Linked DNA regions of Homo sapiens: region 1 is linked to region 2. Evidence: chromatin contacts called from ENCODE Hi-C or POLR2A ChIA-PET data. All regions are on one chromosome and are shown on one strand. The core of a region is the stretch at or near the end of the contact, and the rest is flanking DNA. Distances in the headings are between cores, read along the strand shown. Region 1 has its middle 17 kb from the start of LINC02156. Region 2 overlaps PCED1B (PC-esterase domain containing 1B).

What was found. A loop is a pair of places that touch in the nucleus more often than their neighbours do. ChIA-PET counts read pairs that join two places held with the same protein, here RNA polymerase II (POLR2A). Pooled maps may share reads with other maps.
Region 1: a loop to region 2 is called in a pooled map, with 3 times the contacts of the local background. The contact joins two enhancer-like sites. A Hi-C loop is called at or near these places in 6 of 50 pooled maps. POLR2A ChIA-PET finds 5 or more read pairs at or near these places in 2 of 52 experiments (A673 and activated B cell).

Annotation. Positions count from the first base shown.
Region 1 is chr12:47,394,866-47,401,662 of GRCh38, forward strand. No RefSeq gene overlaps it. Among named protein-coding and RNA genes, the nearest start is that of LINC02156, 17 kb to the right of the region's middle. RefSeq lists a silencer at 2,923-2,972. Within about 2 kb of position 2,751, at least 2 of the 41 ENCODE cell types and tissues checked have a DNase peak (open chromatin) inside an H3K27ac peak, as active enhancers do.
Region 2 is chr12:47,119,401-47,127,053 of GRCh38, forward strand. The region is part of intron 2 of PCED1B (PC-esterase domain containing 1B); the gene reads left to right. Among named protein-coding and RNA genes, the nearest start is that of AMIGO2, 43 kb to the left of the region's middle. Within about 2 kb of position 1,916, at least 2 of the 41 ENCODE cell types and tissues checked have a DNase peak (open chromatin) inside an H3K27ac peak, as active enhancers do.

The DNA.
Region 1 (6,797 bases), core at 1,501-4,000, 280 kb after region 2:
TCTACACTTGTAATAACTCCTTCAGTGAGTGCTGTCAGTGTACCTCCAAATACAGTCGAAATGACCCCGGGGAGTGGGGGTGGGAATTCTATATCAGGAGTATCAAAGTGTGGAACTTAGTAAAGTCCAAATCTGGTAGGCCTCACTCTAGTCTTTCTTCTTAATTTTTTTTAAATCAATACATTGTAACTGTACATAGTTATGGGATACAATTTGATATTTCCATACATCTATGTTGTATAATGATCAAATTGGCATTTAGCATATCCATTACCTTGTGAATTTATCCTTTCTTAGTGGTAAGGACATCCAAAAGTGTCTCTTCTAGCTATTTTGTAATATACAATAATTTACTCTTAACCATAGTCATCTGAATGTGCAACAGAACTTATCCCTCCTCTCTAATTGTAACTTTGTGCGAGTTAACCAACTTCTTCCTATCCTCCCTGCTCCAGTCTTTCTCACCACCCTGGTGGCACTGCTGCAGGGCCAAGGTCATTGCCTGTCTGGACCCCATGTCTAGCAGTCTTCTGAATTAAATGCCTATCCTCCCTTGCCCTTGGTCCACAACTTTATCTTCACAAATATACTATTGAGCAAAAGAGTCCAGACACAAAAGAGGACATATTATATGACTCTATTCATGTAAATTTCAAAAACAGGCAAAGCTACTACCATTGTCGGGTGGTGATGGTGATAATGGGGGGTGGGGAGCAATTGAAAGGAGTTTCAAGGAGTTCCAGTGGCTGGTCATGTTCTGTTTCTTGATCAGACAGTGAAACACAAATGTGTTCACTTCATGAAAATTCACAAGCTATACATTTATGAGTTGTGCTCATTTCTGATTGCATGTCATACTTCAATAAAAAATTTACTTAAAATTTGAAAAAAATTAAGTAATTATTTCAGGCTGAAAATGTTTGTAAACCATTAAGAACATCAAAGTGTCTGCATTTTGAAAATATGTGATTTTATTCTTGGTGCCCATGGAGATTCAAAATGTACCTCTTTTAACAACAAATGAATTTTTCTCCTATAGTACAAAATCACTCTTTTTTTTTTTTAAAAGAAGTCTCGCTCTTGTCTCCCAGGCTGGAGTGCAATGATGCCATCTCAGCTCACTGCAACCTCTGCCTCCCGGGTTCAAGCAATTCTCCTGCCTCAGTCTCTTGAGTAGCTGGGATTGCAGCTGCCTGCCACCATGCCTGGCTAATTGTTTTTTTAGTAGAGATGGGGTTTCACCACATTGGCCAGGCTGGTCTCAAACTCCTGACCTCAGATGATTCACCTGTCTCGGCCTCCCAAAGTGCTGGGATTACAGGCATGAGCCACTGCTCCCAGCCCAATGACTCGTTTTTAATTCAACTAAAATAAAACTAGGAATCAATCACTGTTGAGTAATGGGGATTTGTAAAAACATCTGAAATATGAAAAATGTTACCAAAACTTGGGTAGAGACTGGGGTAGCTGTCAGGACACTTGTGACAGAAGCCAGCACTTGGCCTAGCCTTTCAGAATTACTGTGGGACTTTCACTGAATCAGACTTCCCTTCTTTCTTAAAAGACCCATATGGGGCAACTGTATCTCACCATACATCTTCTTCTCTCTTTTTTTTTCTAGCTAAAATGGAAAGGATGGAACCCGAGATATCTTTGTCTTTGTCTTCCTTGTCTTCCTTGTTGACATTCTTTGTCTTCCTTGTTGACAGCTCCTGCAGGCATCCCCAAACTGATTTGCTGAAGGTGAGAATCTGCCCCCTGAATCACAAAGGGTGGCTGTGCTGCTCACTTAGTCTGTTTTGTGTTGCTGTAACAGGATATCTGAGACCCAGTAATTTACAAAGAAAAGGGGTTCATTTAGCTCATGGTTCTGCAGGCTGGGAAGTACAAGAAGCATAGCATTAGCATCTGCTCTGGTGAGAGCCACATGGTAGGTCCAAACATGGTAGAGAAGGTCAAAGGGGAATTATGAAAAGTCAGAGCCCAATGGCATCTTGGCTTTACCACAACCTATTCTCAAGGGAAGAAATCCATTCTCAGCAATGAACCTAGTCTGGCCAGACAAAGAATTTACTAACTAACAAAAGGGTACCAAGCCATGCATGAGGGCTCTGCCTCCATGACCAAGTACTTCCCACAGGCTTACTTCCCAACCCCGCAAGACAAGGACCAAATTTCAACATGAGTTTTGCTGGGAACAAACAAATCCTACCCAAACCATAGCAGCTGCCAATGACAAAATGAAACCAAGTTTCATAGGGCCCTCTCTGCTCCACATGTAGGCAACTCTGCAGGCATTTGGAGCACCTGTTAGCATGGACTAGAAGTCTAATTGGCCCTTTCTTCCTGTGCAGAGATCCTGGTGCAGGTGGCTCTCCCTGCTTCACCCCTAGGCATATCTTCAGGCATTTGGAGCACCTGCTCTCTTGGTTCAGCAGCCTGAGCCACCCCCACCCTTCCTGTGCATAGACTGTGGTACAGTAGGGCCCCCTCCACTGCAAGCAGATCTCCAGACATTCAAATCACCTTCTTGCTTGGTTCAGCAGCTGAAGTCACCCCACCCCTCCTGTACAGAGATCTTGGTGCAGGGGACTTTTTCTCTGCTTCATGGCCAGGGAGATCTTCAGGACCCTGGAGCACCACTCTCCTGGATTAGGAGTTTAGGCTGACACCCATCCCCATCCAGAGAACTTGGGGCTGAGGAGGTTTCCTAGCTCCATGCCTAGGCACACCTCTAGAAACTTGGTGGCAGCCCACTGGATTCTCCTTTGGCACTGGTGCTTATGCTTGCCATCAGGGGACGTGTAACTGGGCCTTCCAAGTTCGGCTCCACCCATCTTGCCCCACCCCTCCATTCCCTGGAGCTGAGAAGAGAGCTCAGACCACTGTGCATTCCATAAATGAGCCCATTGCCTGAGGCAACAAAGAGCTCCTCTCAGTAAACAAGGATCGGGTATATACCCAGCCATGTTGGCCACAACCAGCTCTTACACATAAGTGACATCTACTGGCTTGTCTGTTTAACTGCACAGCCCCGTGTAATATCTAGAGAGTGTAGGAAGAGGGGAAGGGAAAGAAAAAGAAGAAAAGGCAATAATTTTATAGGGAAAGAAATAAAAACAAAAATCCTACCCACACAAAAATAATTACAAAAATTAGAAGTGCCAGCACTTCCAGATGAGAAGGAATCAGAGCAAGAATTCTGGAACCATGAAAAATCTGAATGTGACAACATCAAAAGATCACAGTAGCTCTCCAGCAATGGTCCCTAACCCAGATGGAAACCCAGAAATTACAGATAAAGAATTCAAAGCATGAATTGCAAGGAAGCTCAATAAGATCCAAGACAAGGTTGAAAATCAACACAGGCCAGGTGCAGTGGCTCATGCCTGTAATCCCAAGACTTTGAGAGGCCAAGGCAGCAGGATCACTTGAGGTCAGGAGTTCAAGACCAGTCTGGCCAACATGGTGAAACCCTGTTTCTACTAAAAATACAAAAAATTAGCTGGGTGTGGTGGCGCACGTGTGTAGTCCCAGCTACTTGGGAGGCTGTGGCAGGAGAATCACTTGAGCTGGGAAGCGGAGGTACCAGTGAGCCAAGATCACACCACTGTACTCCAGCCTGGGTGACAAAGAAAGACTCCATCTAAAAAAAAAAAAAAAAAAATCAGCACAAGGAAACTTCTAAAGTAATCTGGGAAATGAAAGAAGAGATAAAACATCCTAAAAATAAATCAGTCAGAGCTTCTGGAATTGAAAAACTCACTTAGGGAATTTCAAAATACAACTGAAAGTTTTATCAATAGACTGCACCAAGCAGAAGAAAGAATTTCAGAGTTTGAAGACTGGTCTTTTGAACTAACCCACTTACACAAAAATTTTGTTAAAAAGAATTTTTTAAAGATAGTCTTTGAGAAATATAGAATTATGTCAAGTGACCAAACCTATGCATTGTTGGCATTCCTGAGAGACAAGAGAAAAAGTAAACAACCTGGAAAACATATTTGAGGAAATAATTCAAGAAAATTTTCCTAATCTTGCTAGAGAGGTAGACATCTGGATATAAGAAATCCAGAGAACATCTGTGACAAACTATTCAAAATGAACATAACAAAGAAATTAAGTCACTACACTGTCCAAGGTCAATATTAAAGAAAAAAAAATGTTAAAGGCAGCTAAAGACAGAGATCAGATCACATACAAAGGGAACCCTATCATGCTAACAGCAGACTTCTCAGTATAAACCTTACCAACCAAGATAGGCTGGTGGCCTATTTTCAGCATTCTAAAAGACAAGAAATTGTATTTCGCAGAGAAATACAAAAGACTCTCAGAGACTATTATGAACACCTCTGTGCACACAAACTAGAAAATTTAGAGGAAATGGATTAATTTCTGGAAACACACAAGGCCCCAAGATTGAATCAGGAAGAAGTTGAAACACTGGACAGATCAATGTGAAGTTCCAAAATTGAATCAGTCACAAAAAAAGCCCCAGACCAGATGGATTCACAGTTGGGTGAATTCTGCCAGATGTACAAAGAAGAGGTGGTACCAATTCTACTGAAACTATTCCAAGAAAACAAGGAGGAGGATGCCTCCCTAACTCATTCTGTGAAGCCGTCATCACCCTGATACCAAAACCTGGCAAAGACACAATGAAAAAAAGAAAACTACAGGCCAATGTCCCTGATGAACATAGACAAAAATAACTTTAACCAAATCCAACAAAACCAAATCTAACAGCACATCAAAAAACTAATTCACAATGATCAAGTAGGCTTCATTCGTGGGATGCAAGGTTGGTTCAGCTGTGCAAATCAATAAATGTGATTCACCATATAAACAGAATTAAAAACAAAAGCCGTATGATCATCTCAATAGACATGGAGAAAGCTTTTGATAAAAGCTAACATCCTTTAATCGTAAAAGCCCTTAACAAACTAGGCATTGAAGGAACATGCCTCAAAATAATAAGAGCCATCTATCACAAACCCACAGTCAATATCATACTGAATGGGAAAAAACTGGAAGCATTTCCCTTGAGAAAAAGAACATGACAAAGATGCCTACTCTCCTCACTGCTATTCAAAATAGCACCAGAAGTGCTAGCCAGAACAATCAGGTAAGATAAAAAAAAAAAAGACATCCAAATAGTAAAAGAAGAAGTCAAGCTATCTCTCTTTGCTGATGATATGATTCTACACCTAGAAAACCCTAAAGATTCTGCCAAAAGGGCTCTGGAACTTATAAACAACTTCAGTAAAGTTTCAGGATACAAAATCAATGTACAAAATTGGTAGCATTTCTATACACCAATAATATTCAAACTGAGAGACAAATTGAGAATGTAATTTCATTTACAGTAGCCAAAAAAAAAACCCTAAAATACCTAGGAATACATCTAACCAAAGAAGTGAAAGAGTTCTACAAGGAGAAGTACAAAATGCTACTAAAATAAATCATAGTTGACACAAACAAATGAGAAACATTTCTTACTCATTCCTTGCTCGTGGCTATTAAAGTAGCCACACTGCCCAAAGCAATCTACAGATTCAATGCTATTTCTATCAAACTACCAAGGTCATTACTCACAGAAGTAGAAAAAAGCTGTTCTAAAATTCATATGGAATCCCCAAAAAGCCTGACTGGCCAAAGCAAAGCAAAACTAATAAAGCCAGAGATATCATATTACCTGATTTCAAACTATACTACAAGGTTAGGCAACAGTAACTAAAACAGCATGGTATTGGTACAAAAACAGATGCATAAATCAATGAAAAAGATTAGGGAACTCAGAAATAAAGCCACCATCTACAGCCATCTGTTCTTTGACAAAGCTGACAAAAATAAGCAACGGGTAAAAGACTTCCTATTCAGTAAATGGTGCTTGGATAGCTGGCTAGCCATATGCAGAAGAATGAAACTGGACTCCTACCTCTCACCATATACAAAAATTAACTCAAGATTGATTAAAGATTTAAATATAAGACTTCAAACTATAAGGATTCTAGAAAAAGACCTAGGAAATATCATTCTGAACATTGGCCTTGGAAAGAATTTATGACTATGTCCTCAAAACCAATTGCAACAAAAACAAAAATTGACAAGTGGAACCCAATTAAACTAAAGACCTTCTGCAGAGCAAAAGAAACTATCAACAGAGTAAACAGACAACCTACAGGATGGGAGAAAATATTTGCAAACTATGCATTTGACAAAGGTCTAATATCCAGAATCTATAAGGAACTTAAACAATTGAACAAACAAAAACCAAATAACCCCATTCAGAAAGACATGAACAGACACTTCTCAAAGGAAGACATACAAGTGGCCAACAAGCATGAAAAAATGGTCCACATCTGATATGGTTGGGCTTTGTGTCCCTACCCAAATCTCATCTTGAATTGTAATCCCTATAATCCCCACACGTCAAGGGAGAGAACACGTGGAGATAATTGAATCATGGGGGTGGTTTCCCCCATGCTGTTCTCGTGACAGTGAGTTCTCATGAAATCTGATGGCTTTATAAAGGGCTCCTCCCCCTTCACTCAGCACTTCTCCTTTCTACTGCCTTTTGAAGAAGATGCCTTGCTTCCCCTTTGCCTTCCATCATGATTGTAAGTTTCCTGGGGCATCCCCAGCCATGCTGAACTGTGAGTCAATTAAACCTCTTTCCTTTATAAATTACCCAGTCTTAGGCAGTTGTTTATAGCAGTATGAAAATGGACTGATACAACATCACTAATCATTAGATAAATGCGAATTAAAGCCATAATACGATACCATCTCACACC
Region 2 (7,653 bases), core at 666-3,165:
AAAGCTTTTTGACTGGGCATGGTGGCTCACACCTATAATCCCAAAGTATTGGGATTATAGGGAGATGAGAGGATTGCTTGAGCTCAGAAGTTCAAGACCAGCCTGGACAACATAGTGAAACTGCATCTCTTAAAAAAAAGAAAGAAAGAAAACTATTAAAAACTTTTGTGCTTCAAAAAACACTATCAGGGAAGTGAAAAGACAACTCATAAAATGGGAGACAGTGTTTGCAATCTGGCAAGAGACTTATGTCCAGAATATATATGAACTCCTACACCTCAATAATAAAAAGATTAGGCCGGGCGTGGTGGCTCACACCTATAATCCCAGCACTTTGGGAGGTTGAGGCGTGTGGATCATCTGAGGTCAGCCTGGTCAATATGGGAAAACCCCATCTCCACTAAAAATACAAAAATTAGCCAGGCATGGTGGCAGGTGCCTGTAATCCCAGCTACTTGGGGGAGGCTGAGGCATGAGAATTGTTTGAACCCAGGGGGCGGAGGTTACATGAACCAAGATCACACCACTGCACTCCAGCCTGGGGGACAGAGTGAGACTCTGTCTCCATAATAATAATAATAATAATAATAAAATGATTAATTGCCCAATTAAAAAATAGAAAAATGATATTCATAGATATTTCTCCAAGGAAGATACACAAATGGTCAATAAGTACATGAAAAGATGCTCAACGTTATTAGTCATCAGAGAAATGCAAATGAAAGCTACAATGAGATACCACTTCACACCCACTAAGATAGCTAAAAACAAAAATTCAGATAACAAATGTTGACAAGGGTGTGGAGAAATTGGAATCCTCCTGTGCTGCTAGTGGAAATGTAAAATGATGCAGCCACTTTGGAAAATAGTCTGTTTTTCAAGCAGTTAAACAAGGAGTAACCATATGGTCCAGCAATTCTACTTCTAGGTATATACTCAAGAGAAGTGAAAGCATTTGCCCACACAAAATTTTGTATGCAAATGATTATAGCAGTATTATTTATAATAGAAAAAAAGGTGGAAACAACTCAAATGTCCATCAACTGATGAATGGATTAAGAAAATGAGGCATATCTACATAGTGGAATATGTTATGGCCATAAAAAAGAATGCAGTACAGGCCAGACGCAGTGGCTCATGCCTGTAATCCCAGCACTTTGGGAGGCTGAGGTGGGAGGATCACCTGGGGTCAGGAGTTCAAGACCAGCCAGGCCAACATGATGAAATCCCGTTTCTACTAAAAATACAAAAATTAGCTAGGCATGGTGGTCAGTACCTGTAATTCCAGCTACTCGAGAGGCTGAGGCAGGAGAATCACTTGAACCCGGGAGGCAGAGGTTGCAGTGAGCTGAGATCATGTCACTGCCTTTCAGTCTGGGTGACAGAGTGAAATTCCATCTCAAAAAATAATAATAATAATAATGAAGTACAATACATGCTACAACGTGGATGAAGCTTGAAAACATTATGCTAAGTGGAAGAAGCCAGTCATAAAAGATCACACATTATATGATTCAATTTATGTGAAATGTTCTTAACAGGAAAATCTATAAAGACAGAAGGTAGATTCGTGGCTGCCTAGGGGTGGAAAAAATGGCGGTATAGAAAAGGGACATAGCTAAAGGGTATGTGGCTGCTTTCAGAGGTGATGAAAAATGTTCTAAAATTGTGGTGATGGTTCCACATGTCTATGAAAATACTAAAAACCATTGAATTGTACATTTTAAATGGATAAAGTGTATGTTATGTGAATTATTTCTCCATAAAGCATTAAAAATGAGTGAAAAAATCTTATTCTTTAAACACAAGGAAAGAAACAATCCCGGTGATACATTGTAGGCGACGGTTTATAAATGAGACTTTGGCAGAAGGCAGGGGCTTCTCACTTGTTTTTGCATGGTTCCTTTCATGGCTACAAAGTTATGAATCGTTAGTGGGTACTCATTGCCCTGAAGGAGAGAATCTGCTCTGAAAACACTGACTCATTCAAAACCAAACCACTTCAGATCTTAAAAAAATGAAAACTAAAATGAAGCCCAAAGCAAACTGAGTATTTTAATTAATTTAAAATGTTGGAGGCTTTCTTTTTTTAAAGAAATCTCCTTTGCCATTTTTCTCCAATACGTAGAAATAAGAATGCATGTTTTACATGTTCTAATACATTTTTTAGTAGAACAATAATTTAATCTAATTAAATGTCCAAAGAGAATTTTCTAGATGTTGACTTAAGTTGGCTGCTCTGCCTTAGGAAGTTCCTGCTGATGGGAGTAGTAGAGAAGTAATTAAGAGCACCATGGACTTAAGCTTCTTTCCTGTCTCTGTCAAAATAAGTGATAAAAGATGCTCTGAGCCGGGTGTGGTGGAGCTCACGCCTGTAATCCCAACACTTTGGAAGGCAAGGTGGGCAGATCACTTGAGGTCAGCAGTTCGAGACCAGCCTGGCTAACATGGTGAAACCCCGTCTCTACTAAAAATACAAAAATTAGCCGGGTATGGTGGTGGGCGCCTGTAATCCCAGCTACTCGGGAGGCTGAGGCAGGAGAATCGCTTAAACCTAGGGAGGTTGCAGTGAGCTGAAATCATGCCACTGCACTCCAGTCTGGGTGACAGAGCGAGACTCCATCTCAAAAAAAAAAAAAAAAAGATGCTCTGAACTTCCCTTTTTTTTTCTCTAAAATGGGTATAATTATAGTTTGGTCCTCATGAAGTTATAAAAAACATTAATTGAAATAATAAAATGGACATTTAATACACAGTAATCACTCTAAATGTTTGCCATTGTTATTTTAAATTAGGCGTTCATCTCTTGGCCTAATTACACATATTGTTGGAGAATGTGTATACAATCTAGTGATTCACTCTGGCCTTTTTTAAGCACCACAGCAGATTTACCACTGACATACAGGTTTACACCACAGAAAATTTGCTTCATTTGTAATTGCAGCCAATGTGTCTCCCTGATGGGCAGAAAGCCAACTGGATCCATATACTCCCTTGATCCAGAACTTTACATTTCACATTGTCTGGATGTGACTTACATCATAATTGCTCAAACTATATTTTGTTATGTGTGAAAAATAAATGTCTTCCTTATGTCCTCAGTAATAGAAAATCATTAAACATCTTGCAGCTGCTTAATCTTTTAGTCAAGATATTTAGTATGGAAAACTAGAGTAATGGAGGCTTTCTCCTTTCAACTCTTTACTCTTAGCCAGTATCATTCTTTTTTAAAAAATAAACATTTTCCTAAGGCATTGAGCATCTTTTCTGTAGGCTATAGTTGAGTCTTTCAAATCTGGAAAATAAGAATTTGAAGATGGATACAAACCTTGGCACTGATGATAGGTGATTTACAAGTCTGTCTTGCTCTCATGTGCAGAGCTTGGCTGTACAATGCAAATCTTGTCAAAAATCTGTTCAATGATTAGATTTATTAAGCACTCTGCAATGTCCTATCTGTTTTAGAGAACTCACTAAAGAATGTCACTGACCTCCTGGAGATTATAATCCTCTAAATCAAAAACAAAAACCATCAGCTCATTTTCTTTTGCTACTTTCTCATTGTAGTGGAGATATCTGAGTTTCATGGGAAGCGTACCATAGGGTAAGAAGCAGAATGCAGAAAATAAGCCTTTTAGGTTAGAACGAAGAATTATTTGTCATCTGCCTTATGTAGAAATCCTACTTTCTAGCATAATTACATGGTTATGTCACAGTTGAGACAAAATAAGGAGATTGTTAGTTTTCCACAAAACAAGGTAATGTCTTTGATAGCAGTCACATTGAAGAGATCCGCATTCAGTTACAGCTAGTGGTCAAAAAACCTTTCTTAACAACTTTTGTTAGGTAAAAAAGTGCTTTCATGTTACCGAACACTAAAAATTGTTTTGTAAGATATAACAGACATTACTTGAGCTCTAATTGCTCCTTCTAGCCAGTGTGTGAACATAGCCTCATATAACTCCAACTCTACCCAAGCATAGTTGTATTTTATCCATGCAGAGTTCAAACAAAGGTGCTTAATTTTTTTATGACATCAATTATCTATAGAGAATAGAGATTGCACAAACATTTCCCTTTAAAAATTTGATATATGGTTAAGATATACACAGTTTCATAGAATCAACAAAACAATGTACCAAAATTCTATAGTAAGGCCACCAGTATATCAAAAAAAATTAATAACAGTTTCTTTTCCCTTAATGTATTTTATATTCAAGTAAAAACTCAGTGGATATAAGAAGGCAAGAACAAAAGTTGAATATGCATATTTGTTACAATGAGTGTTCTAAACACAGATGATAGAGCCAGGGCATCACAAGCCTTAAGTAACTTCTTTCTTCTCTTTTTGTATCTATTATACTTTCATTTTACAAAATCAGTATCATGCTTATCTACAATTTTGAATTCTCTCTTTCATTCAAATTTTCGTTGTAACTTGGCCTTTCTCTCATGTTATTAAGTATCCTCTGAAAACACTTTAGTGGCTACTTGATATTTTATGAATGCATCATTGTTTATTTATCCACTCCCTATTTTTAGAAATTTTGTTGTTCCTATTTTGGGCTACTATAAAAACAGTGCAATGAACATCTTTGTACTTACATTTTTAACAACTTCATTGATGTATAATTGACATACAATCAACTGCACATAAAATATCTAACTTGACAAGTTTTCACACATGTATACTGCCCACAAGGCTAACACTACAATCACAATAATGAACATATCTAACATCCCAAAAAGTTCTCTCATGTCCCTAACAGTCCCTCCTTGCTTTTCACCCTCATCTCTAGGAAATCATTAACTGCTTTTTACCACTATAGATTAGTTTTAATTTTTTATAATTTTACATAATGGAATCATATAATATGTACTCTTTTGTCTAGTTTTTTCACTCAGCATAATTACTTTAAGATTCATGCATGTTGTTTTATGTATCAATAGTTACTCCTTTTTATTGCTGAACACTATTCCATTGCATGGATATACCAAAATGTGTTTATTCATTCACCTGTTGACAAGCATTTGTGTTTTTCTGTTTTTTTGCTATTACAAATAAAGTTCCTATAAACATTCATCTGTAAGTCTTTGTATATACATGAGGTTTTTTTTTTTTTGTATACAATTGAGTTTACACTTTGTTCTTGTATCCTGCTTTTATTTCTCTGGGGAAGATAAGTACGAGTGGAATGGCTGGGTCATGTGAGAGTTGTATGACTTTTTAAGAAATGAATCAGCAGTATATGAGCATTCCAGTTGCTCAACATGCTAACCAGCACTTGTTATGATCAGTCTTTAAATTTAGGCATTCTAAATAGAGTGTGGTAATATCATATTGTGTTTTTAATTTGCATTTTACTAATGATTATAAGCAAACTGTCATGTCCTTATTTGCCATCTGTATTTATCTTTGGTGATGTGGCTGTCCAAATCTGTTTCCCTTTTTTAAAAAATTGAATGGGTTTGTATGATAGAGTTGTGGGAGTTCTTTATATATTCTCAATACAGGTTCTTAACAGGTAAGTGATGAGCAAATATTCTCTCCCAATCTGTGCTTGAATTTTCAGTCTCTGAACAGTGCTTTCTAAATAGCAGATATTCTTAATTTTGGTGAAGTCCAACATACCAAGTTTTGTTGTGTGGAGGGTATTTTTGGTGTCAAACCTGAGAAATCTTTGCCTAACTCAAGTTCATAAAGGATTTCTCCCATGTTTTCTTTTAGAAATTTTTTAGCCCTTTGTTTTACATTTTGGTCAATGATTCATTTTGTGTTAATTTTCTTACACTGCCCAAGGTATGGAGAGTCATTTTTTGTTTGTGTATTGATTGCAAATTGTTCCATTACCATTTGTTGAAAAAACTGCCCTTTCTCTAGTAAATTCCCTTTGTACCCCTGCAAAAATCAATTGACCATATATGTGTGGAGATCCAGACTTTCTGGTCTTGCTATTCTGTTCTATTGATTTATTTGCCTATCTGATGGCAATACCGTACTATTTTGACTACTGTTGCTTTTTAATACGTCTTAATATCAGGTGGTATTAGCCCTCCACTTTTGTTCTTTTGCATTTCTTGACTACTTTAGGTCTTTTGAATTTTCGTATGAAGTTTATGATTAGCTTGTCGATTTTGACAAGAGGTCTGCTGGGTACATGATTGAGATTGTGTTCAATCTATACATCAATTTGAGGATAATAGACATCTTAATAGTACTGAATCTTCTGAACCATAAACGTGGTATATCTTTACACTTATTTAGATCTTTAACTTTTCTAAGCAGTGTTTTGTAGTTTTCAGTGTACAAGCCTTGGACAGCTTTTGTCAGATTCGTTCCTAAGTATTTTGTATTTTGATGCTATTATAAAGGGAATTATGTTTTTAATTTTAATTTCTGATTGTTCACTGCCAGTGCATAGAAATACAATTGAGTTTACATTTTGTTCTTGTATCCCACAATTTTGCTTAACTCATTTACTAGTTCAAATCGTTTTTTAAAATGTTTCATAGGATTTTCTACATATAAAGATATCTAGAAATAAACTCAATTTTATTTCTTCCTTTCCAATCATTTCAAAAATTTCTTTCAAAAATCACATTTTTTTCTTATTGCATTGCTTGATACTCTAGTATAATGTTCAATAGAAGTGGTAAGAGTGAACTGTCTTGCCTTGTCAATCTTACAAAGAAAACATTCAGTCTGCCTTTCGTCATTAGGTATGATGATAACTGTAAGGCTTTTCTGTAAAGAAAAAAAATTTTTTTTCAGGTTGAGGACTTTCCCGTCTATTCCTAGCTTAATGTGAGTTTTTATAAGGAATGCATGTAGGATTTTGCCAAATGCTTTCTTTGTATCTATTGAGATGATCACATGTTTTTCATTTTAGTCTGTTAATATGAATTATATTGATGGTTTTCTATTGTTAAAACTACCTTGTATTCCTGGAGTAAACCCACTTGTTATGAACTATTATCCTATTTATGTAATGTCACATGCAATTTGCTAAACTTTTGTTAAGCACTTCTGCATTAAGTTTCATGAGGGATATTGGTGTGTACATTTCTTTTCTTACAACATCTTTGGTTTTGGTATCAACATAACGCTGGCCTGCTATGAGTTGGGAAGTATTTATTCCCCAGTAATTCCTCTGCAAACTTTTGTAAAATTAGTATTATTTCTTCCTTAAATATTTGGTCAGATTTACCAAAGAAGCCATCTGAGCCTGGAATTTTCTTTGTGGAAAAGTTTTAATTTCAATTTCAAATTATTTAATTGATATAGAATTATTTAGGTTGTTTATTTCTTCTTAAATTAGCTTTCATAGTCTGTGTCTTTCAAGGAATTCATCTATGTCATCTAAGTTGTCAAATTTATTTGCATAAAATTCTTCATAATATTCCCTAATTATTCTTTTTACACTCTGTTGAGTCCATAGTGCTGTTAGCTTTTCCATTCCTGATGTTGGTCACTTGTTTCTTCTCTCACTCTTCTTTTTCGTTGTTTTGGCTAGAGGTTTATTCAATGTAGTTGATTTTTCTCAAAGAATCTGTTTTTTGTTTCATTTATTTTCTCTGTTGTTTTTCAGTTTTCTGTTTCACGCATACTCACTCTGATCTTTATTATTTCATTTCTTCTGCTGATTTGGGGTT